Regions from separate parts of the Homo sapiens genome. Here region 2 is linked to region 1. A link is an interaction called in ENCODE POLR2A ChIA-PET data of the cell type or tissue named here. Cell type or tissue: PC-9. All regions are shown on one strand. Region 1 overlaps EGLN1 (egl-9 family hypoxia inducible factor 1). Region 2 overlaps TSNAX-DISC1 (TSNAX-DISC1 readthrough (NMD candidate)).

Region 1 (4,000 bases):
GTTTGCCTGTGTTGAAGCTCTTCTGCTACTTAATTGCTCTCTGATTTTAGACACATTTTCTAACCTAAAGCATTAATTTCCTCATCAGTATGATAGGAGTTAATAACAGTACTTAATCCAATAGGTCTATTTGAGGACAGGTGAGAAAATAAAGAAATACTCAACAGATAATCAGTGCTCAATTAGTATTAGCTGTAACTGTAACAAATAATAGTAATAACAACAATCATGACTTCAGCTATTAGGATTTGTTAAAGATTCCTTCGTCTGTCTCTTACTTTGGCATCTGTAGAGGACTGACAGACATTTCTACCTGAATTTTCTGGAAGTATTGCAAACTCAATGTGATTAAGACTGAAGTTTCCTCTTGTTGGAAGGAATGAGGATTGGTAAGCCTGTCTGATGGGGGAGATGGAGGAACAGATTTAAAATTGATCCTGTGAACTTCATTTAGTTATTCAACAGCTATTTACTGAGTGTCTGATCTGTGTTAGGCACTGAAGGTACCACAGTGCCCAGGTCAAAGTAATTCTCTCTGCCTTTCTGGAGTCTTAACTGTGTGAGGGAAATACAATGTTGAACCTGTAATTCCCAGTGCTATGTTTATGAGATGGAAGTACAGGATCCTATTGGGATCACACAAGAGGAGACCTAACTTGGTCTGCAGGCCAGGAGAGGTTTTTTTTTGTTTTTTTTTTTTTTTAAGAAATTAGGCTAAGACTTCTAAAGGTTAAGTTGGAGTTAAGTCTATTGAAAGTCTCCAAGTCTGGAAACAGCATGATGTTTTAGAAGAACATACTTTCCTTTATCAGTTTGAAAATTTTGCTTATTTAAAACTAATTTCCTATTAGTCTCTTGTTCCTCATTCCCATTTACACTCTTCATTGCTGTCCTGGATTATTACAAAAGCCTGTTTGTTTGTTTTTTTTCTTTTTGTATCTTTCTAGTTCATTCTGTCCATTGCTACTTTTTTATAAAGAACATTTCACTACCATATACTTTCTGTTCCAGCCACAGGAACCTGTTTGCAGGTCCCTGAACCTACCTTCATTTTCTAGTGCTGTGCATTTCCTCATTTCTTTCGTTTGGAAAGTGGTGAGAAGGTCCTCTAACTTGCTTCTTGCCCTCATTTCTCTAAGCAGAGCTACAACTTTGTCCTGTCTGTTCCTCTGGCACTTCCCATCACCGTGATAGCATACTTCACTGTGGCTGGTTTCCATTCCCATTTCCTCTACTATAGTGAGCCACTTGAGGCGAGAACCCTTGTATTTCCAACATTGGTGTACTCAGCATCTTGCGTCGAGGACTCAGTAAGTATTATATTTGAATTCCCACTGCACCGCTCTAATTAGAATTTTAAAAATCACTTTCTATCTGGATTGTTACACACTTTTTTTCCCCTTAATTCATTTTTCTCCATGTACTACCCATATGCATCCTATATAAATTTACCAACACTCATAAAAATCTTACTCAGAAATCTTCAGAGGTTTGCTAAGGATACAATTTGATTCTTACACATTTAATGCTCACCAGCTGCTTAGGCCCACACCATTTATCCACCCTGATTTGCTACTGCTCTTTGAAATACAACCAGTGTTTCAGCCAGACTGTTTTCCTGCTTCTGCTCCCCTTCTCCTCCTCCCAGCACATCTGTGAATTCTTTGACTGGTTTACCACTCCCACACTCCTCCCCAGCAATGCAGATCTTCTACACCCTTTAGGATCTAAGCTAAGTCTGCTTCCCAGATATCCTCCCGAACTCTGAATGTCCTTTGATCTCTCTTTTCTCAAAAACCTTTTATACCTTTTATTCCCAAATTATCTTCTCTAGAAATCTGTAAGGGCAGGGGAAGGAAAGGTTTTATACTATTCTGTCTTCGGCAGAGGACTTTTATTATTGCTTGTTACGTACAGTATTAGTCATATCTTGCTAACACTCAGTGAACTGCCCTCAGCTGATCCTCTGCCCTGTACCTCACCTCTGCTTTACCACCTTTCCATCCGATTTCTAAAACTGTAGTGGGACTTTTTAAAAAGTGTGTGAGAGTTTTAATCCTGTTGTGGTAAACTCGCCTTTCTTTGCTTGCTATACTGTTTCTAGTCCCTATTTTCCAGATAAAAATAGCCCAGGTCAGCATGGCTTGCACTATTTTTAACTCCAGGTACTAGGAGAAAGGTTTGCTCTAAAGGTGAAATGAAGTTTTATGACGTTGCTTAGGCCAAAAGTCAGTTGATGAGGTTATGAACTGCAATAGAACTTTACACATCCATGAATCTAATGGAGAGGGCCTGCATATCTTATGTCCCTCACCCCTACCAATGGTGTGTGAATCCTTCAAAACAAAACAGCATAATAGACATAATGTTGAAAGTGACTTCTTTATATACCCTTTTTATAAGACCTAGAAGAAAAAAGCTTGTAGCTAGAAAGCAGATGCAAAGTTCAACATTGATACCACGTTGATGTGCAGAGTAAAATTTTCAAGAGCAAAATTTTAAGCTTCTAAAATTATCATGGATTTGATTTGGTTTTCGAACTGTAATTTACTCAAAATGTCAATTACGTGGAAGGAGGTTTAAGAGTTGTATTTAACAAAAGAGGGCATGAGTTAATTAAGTTGAGAAATATTTCTTTTATGATGAGAAAACCTTTTGGCCTTAACCACATTTCTAGATTCAAGGATTTAATCAACGTGGGAGAAGCAGTTGCTTTAACTAGATTAAAAGAGGGCCATGGTGGAGTGTAGATAAATAGAAATCTGGCAGTGTAAAGGTCATTTGAATCTGGTTTTCTCACACATTCAAACATTTTTATCCTTAAAACAAAAATGGCAGTTTGACCTGCCAGTTTTGCTTAGTTTTGATGCTTAAAATGTATTTTTATTCTCTGATTACAGAGTTGGTAAGGAAAGTAGCCTAAGAAATATTTACCACAGATGATTTATGTGCAAAGAGTGGTTGTAGTTTTGGGTGGTTACAACCCAAAGTATTTTGGAATAAAATGTCTTGAATAAAGAAATTTTGGGCTAAAGGTCATGTGTGATAATAAAATAACACCCTTTTCCGATAGCTTAGAAGTTTTTTCCAAGGCGGTCATATAAGCTAGCGTCTCACAACTTTGTTTTGCTGCTGGACCCCTTTCAGAATCTAGTGGGAGCGGTGCACTTTCTCACACTCAAAATGAACATAGTACACACAATGTTCTGCTTGTAATAAAGCCCCTCCATAGACCCTATGTTAAAAACCCCGTTAGAGTTCCAAAAAACCATACCAAAACTAAACATTTTTAAGCATTTCATATCACGTTATGGTAGAATAAGGTTTCTGTGTGTGTTCAGTTCTTGCTCCCTCCCTGCCTTTAGAACTATGGTTTGAGTTTCTTTTCCCCCATAAATAATGGTATGTATATCCTATGGACTTCTGGAAGATATATGCCTTATACAGTCTGGCTATAGAACAAAACAAAGTTAACCGGTATATACCAGGATGGAAACTACCATATAGTGATAATGTCTTCTCTGGAGGGCATACCTCTCCAGACACATTTGCTAGGTTAATTCTTGCTTTAGAATTCTAGATGTGCAGTTGTACCATAAAAGACTGAGAGTCTTTATCACTAATAATTAACACTGGCTTATGATTCTCTTTTTCCTCTTGTCCTTTTAACCCTGTCCTGTCCCCTGCTCCCACTGCCTCTGTTCTCGTTTGTTTTGCATTTTTGTTTTTCCTTGTAACTGGCATTTCAGTAGTATTAACCTGAAATTTTTTTTTTTTTTGAGACGGAGTCTCTCTGGCTCTGTCGCCCAGGCTGGACTGCAGTGGTGCAATCTTGGCTCACTGCAAGTTCCGCCTCCCGGGTTCATGCCATTCTCCTGCCTCAGCCTACCTGAATTAAAAAAAAAAAAAAAAAAAGCCTTAGTAATAGTAGTGCTCCGCGGCTGGGGAATTGGGTGGGGGTGGGGGGTGGGGGGTGCTTACTAACTAAAATGAAACTAGA
Region 2 (4,000 bases), 190 kb before region 1:
ACTAAGTTCACTAAAAGGCAAGCAGACTAAGCAGAATAATGTGTCTTCATAACAGTATGCCGATAGTAAGATCCAGAAATTGACTGAAGCACTGTGTTTTCATAAGAAGTACTAAGGATTCAATCTCCCAGCCCATGGCCCACAAATGTGATATGGTTTCACGCCATGGTTATCTTTTGTTTATTATCTTTGTTCTACAGTTGCCATAGCAGTAAAATTTATTTTCAATAGAATTATTAAAGTTTTCTTTGCTAACTAAAGCTTATTTTTGTTTTGCAACCATTAGCAATGTAAATTTACTCCCAACTATGCCAAACACAATGTTTACATTTTGTATCAAATTTTAAGCCTGTAATAAAATGTAGGTATTTATAACCATATAAATGTCCTTCTTCTTGGGCAAGATGAGGGGTTTATTTACCATGGCAGGGTCCAGGTTCTTTTGGCAGTCGTGGGATAGACTATGCCATCCCAAGGATAAAATCAGCTATTTATGCCAATGTTTACATGGGAGAATGAGTGACACTTAAATTCATGCTCTTAAAAAAAAGAAAAAGTGATCCACTTCTGGATGTTATTTGCGTAGATTTTGGCAAGGAAAAACTGAGCTTCCTTGGGCTAGGTCCAGAACCTGCAATCCCAGGACCTCTGCGAAGACCTAAGGGCAGCAGAGGTTGATTAAGCCCAGCAGAGAGATCTATTTCCTGGCTGATTCACAGACATAGCCTTCTAAGTCCTACAAAGTCTCACAGTGTGCAGAGGAGGAAAAGGAGACAAGTTCTGTTGAGAAGAAAGCTAAGGGGTTCTCCATACCTTTCCCATTAGGCTGGAGGACTGACATTGACATCATTAGACCAGCAACTTTATGACCACTGAGTTCCCAAATCTTTAACTTCAGCCTATACATTTCCCCCTAAACGCTTTTTGCTCTAAAATCAAGAGAAATGTATATAATGTGTCTGATTCAGTGGTGCTTTCATATATATGCCATATGTATTATATATATTTCTCAAATATGTATGGGTACATACATTTGTGTACATATTATATATTCATATTTATATAAAAGCTATTTAACTGCTTTAAAAGGATGAGATAGCCCACCAGAAGTTTTGTGATTATGATAAGTGGAATTAAGTCAAACTTTGGTCTTTCAAAATAATAGACAATCAATAACCTGAAATTAATAACTTTTCATTTACACCTATACCAAAATAACATATTCATAAATATAATGAAAAAGACAAGAATGTATAAACTGTGTGTGTATATGTGTACATACGTGTGTGTTTGCATGCACACCCACTAAGAATATGTAAACTGGGTGGGAAATTAGTCTTATAAGAAAAAAATTTTTTAATTTGAAGGAAAATGTAAACTCAAAAAACAATACATATTATTATTATACATTCCCTCTGATAAAGCCTAGAAATCAGTTTAATAAAGGAATATATTGAAAGAGATGTTTAGTACAGTATTTTAAAGCTTGTTTAAGACAGCAAATTCTTTGCAAATGGGAATTAGAAGCTAGGTGCCTATTTCCAGGAAAGAGAGTTCTGTATTGAAAAAAACAAAGGACGTATGTGCAAATAAATAATCACTTCCATTAAATTGAGGGGTCAGAGACCAGCTTGGCAGCTGCAACAAAGAAAAATTTGTCATCAAAACTCTTTGGCCCTTCATTCCTAAAATAAATTTGGAGCTAATTAGCTTTCAAGACTTTTCCGGGTTTTTTTCCACAGTGACAAGACAAAGAAACAGACTTAAGATAAAAACCAGATGTCAAAGTTTACTGGTCATTTGTTCATGTACATTATATATTTATATGTCTATGTCACTGTTAAAGTTGCGGTTTGGCAAAGTTGCAAACACAGTAGGTGAAATAAACTTCGTGGGCCTTATTCTGATTGTGATTTGCCTTTCAGCGTGGAAGGTGCCATGTGCTAGCATGGCTGAATTCCTCCTGGTCTGAAATGCATTTTACTACTCTGTTAAATGTTGCTTAGTACAGCTGCCTTTGGCGGCTCTTACAATACAAAACAATTCTGTAAAGACTTCCAGAAATCACAGAGAGCATTTAAATTACATCAGCTCTTTTCCATCGGTATTAGATCTGCCTACGGTGATGACACTGTTTCCTGTCAAATGGTGAATCTGGGCTACTCAGTACTTGCTTGGAGAATACAAGAGGAAAATATAGCTATATTTTTCCCATACGGATATCAGTGAAAACCCAGGAAAAGGAGAAATGAAAAGATAAGCAGGACACATTCAAGTTTTTCAAGGACCTCTGTTTAATTTCTGCAGGATCCTGAACCCATGTCTATCTTTGCTTACTAAATAATAAATGTTAAGCTCCACGACAAGCAAATGCGTTTACAACAAGAGGTCTCTATGCAACTAAGAGCCATGGTCAGCAGCTGATTCAAGATCCCAAAATACTATACTAGAGAGGTCCTTGAGAAGGTGCCGGATGGAAGGAAAGGGTAGATAAAATGCATTTGAATAAATGAATTTACATTTGAATAAATATTTTTACTACAGGCTCTAGAACTTTCTTTACTTACGATTTTAAATGAGATGTGGCTGAAGGCACAATAGGACAATTCTCCTACTAAATGGTTTGTACCTCCAGGTTTCTATACAAATAGTTCTTCCCTCAAAAAACCGGCTAGGTTTCTGAGTGTTTCTCTGTTAGGGTAAATATGGTATACCATAGTGCTTGACTTACATTTCATGGAGTCATCTAGGACACAGAGTTTTTTTTACTTTTTGGTTGTTGTTGTTCAATTATCTGTCTCCTCATAGGATCTACTTTAGAGTTCCAAATCTACCAAGTATACAAATACGAAATTTGATCCTGTCAACTGGCATCCATTTTCCTTTTTTTTTTTTTTTTTTTTTTGAGACGGAGTCTCGCTCTGTCGCCCAGGCTGGAGTGCAGTGGCGCGATCTCGGCTCACTACAAGCACCCGCTGCTGGGTTCACACCATTCTCCTGTCTCAGCCTCCCGAGTAGCTGGGACTACAGGCGCCCGCCACCACGCCCGGCTAATTTTTTGTATTTTTAGTAGAGACGGGGTTTCACCGTGTTAGCCAGGATGGTCTCCATCTCCTGACCTCGTGATCTGCCCGCCTCGGCCTCCCGAAGTGCTGGGATTACAGGCATGAGCCACTGCTCCTGGCCCCATTTTCCTAACAGTTTTCATGGGAAAAGGCGTTATAATTTCCTTCTGTAGTTTCTCGAAATGTTATAGAGCACACTCACAGACAAGGCATTCTTGAGCATATACAAGACTTTAGACGAACTTTCCCACACACCAAATTTCTAGCTCATTTTTCTAAACTCAGAAGAAATAGAAAAATTGTTATATCTTTCATTGGACTGCTTTTTCTGTTACTGGGGTTTATTTGCAGTGATCACAGTTAGGGGTTGGTTGGTGAGATAGTTTGGATATTTGTCCCCACCCAAATCTCAGGTTGAAACAGTAATCCCCAATGTTGGAGGTGGGGCCTGCTAGGGGTATTTGGATCACGGGGGCAGATCCCTCATGAATGGCTTGGGCCATCACCTTGGTGATAAGTGAGCTCTCACTCAGTTCACACGTGATCTGGTTGCTTAAAATTGTGTGGCACCTCCCTACCCCAACTTGCTCCTGCTTTCACCGTGTGATGTACCTGCTCCCCTTCGCCTTCTGCCATGATTGAAAGCTTCCTGAGGACTCCCTAGACGCCAAGCAGGTGCTGGTGCCATGCTTCCTGTGCAGCCTGTAGAGCCGCAAGCCAATTAAACCTCTTTTCTTCATAAATTACCCAGTCTCAGGTATTTCTTTATTGCAATGCAAGAATGGCCTAATACAGTGGGTTTTTGGTGGGCAGGAAGGAAATGAATGACAGCTTCATTTCCAAATACAACAGTCCCCGCTTATCTGCAGTTTCACTGTCCATGGTTTTTAGTTTACCCTTGGTACAGTGCAACAAAGCATTCTGAGAGAGAAGGA

Evidence for each region. ChIA-PET counts read pairs that join two places held together with the same protein. Peaks named below come from ENCODE experiments on the same cell type or tissue, not always from the same donor. Only the 100,000 strongest peaks of a DNase experiment are listed, where the experiment ranks them.
Region 2: POLR2A ChIA-PET joins it to region 1 with 9 read pairs; 2 of 35 experiments call an interaction of 5 or more read pairs at or near these places.

What each region holds. Positions count from the first base shown.
Region 1 is chr1:231,405,945-231,409,944 of GRCh38, reverse strand. The region is part of intron 1 of EGLN1 (egl-9 family hypoxia inducible factor 1); the gene reads left to right. Among named protein-coding and RNA genes, the nearest start is that of EGLN1, 14 kb to the left of the region's middle. In PC-9, no CTCF peak of the experiment used is centred here; a DNase peak (open chromatin) is centred at 1,934; H3K4me3 peaks cover 825 bases; H3K27ac peaks cover 2,402 bases.
Region 2 is chr1:231,598,607-231,602,606 of GRCh38, reverse strand. All of the region lies in intron 4 of TSNAX-DISC1 (TSNAX-DISC1 readthrough (NMD candidate)), which reads right to left. The region is part of intron 1 of LINC00582 (long intergenic non-protein coding RNA 582); the gene reads left to right. Among named protein-coding and RNA genes, the nearest start is that of LINC00582, 11 kb to the left of the region's middle. In PC-9, no CTCF peak of the experiment used is centred here; no DNase peak of the experiment used is centred here.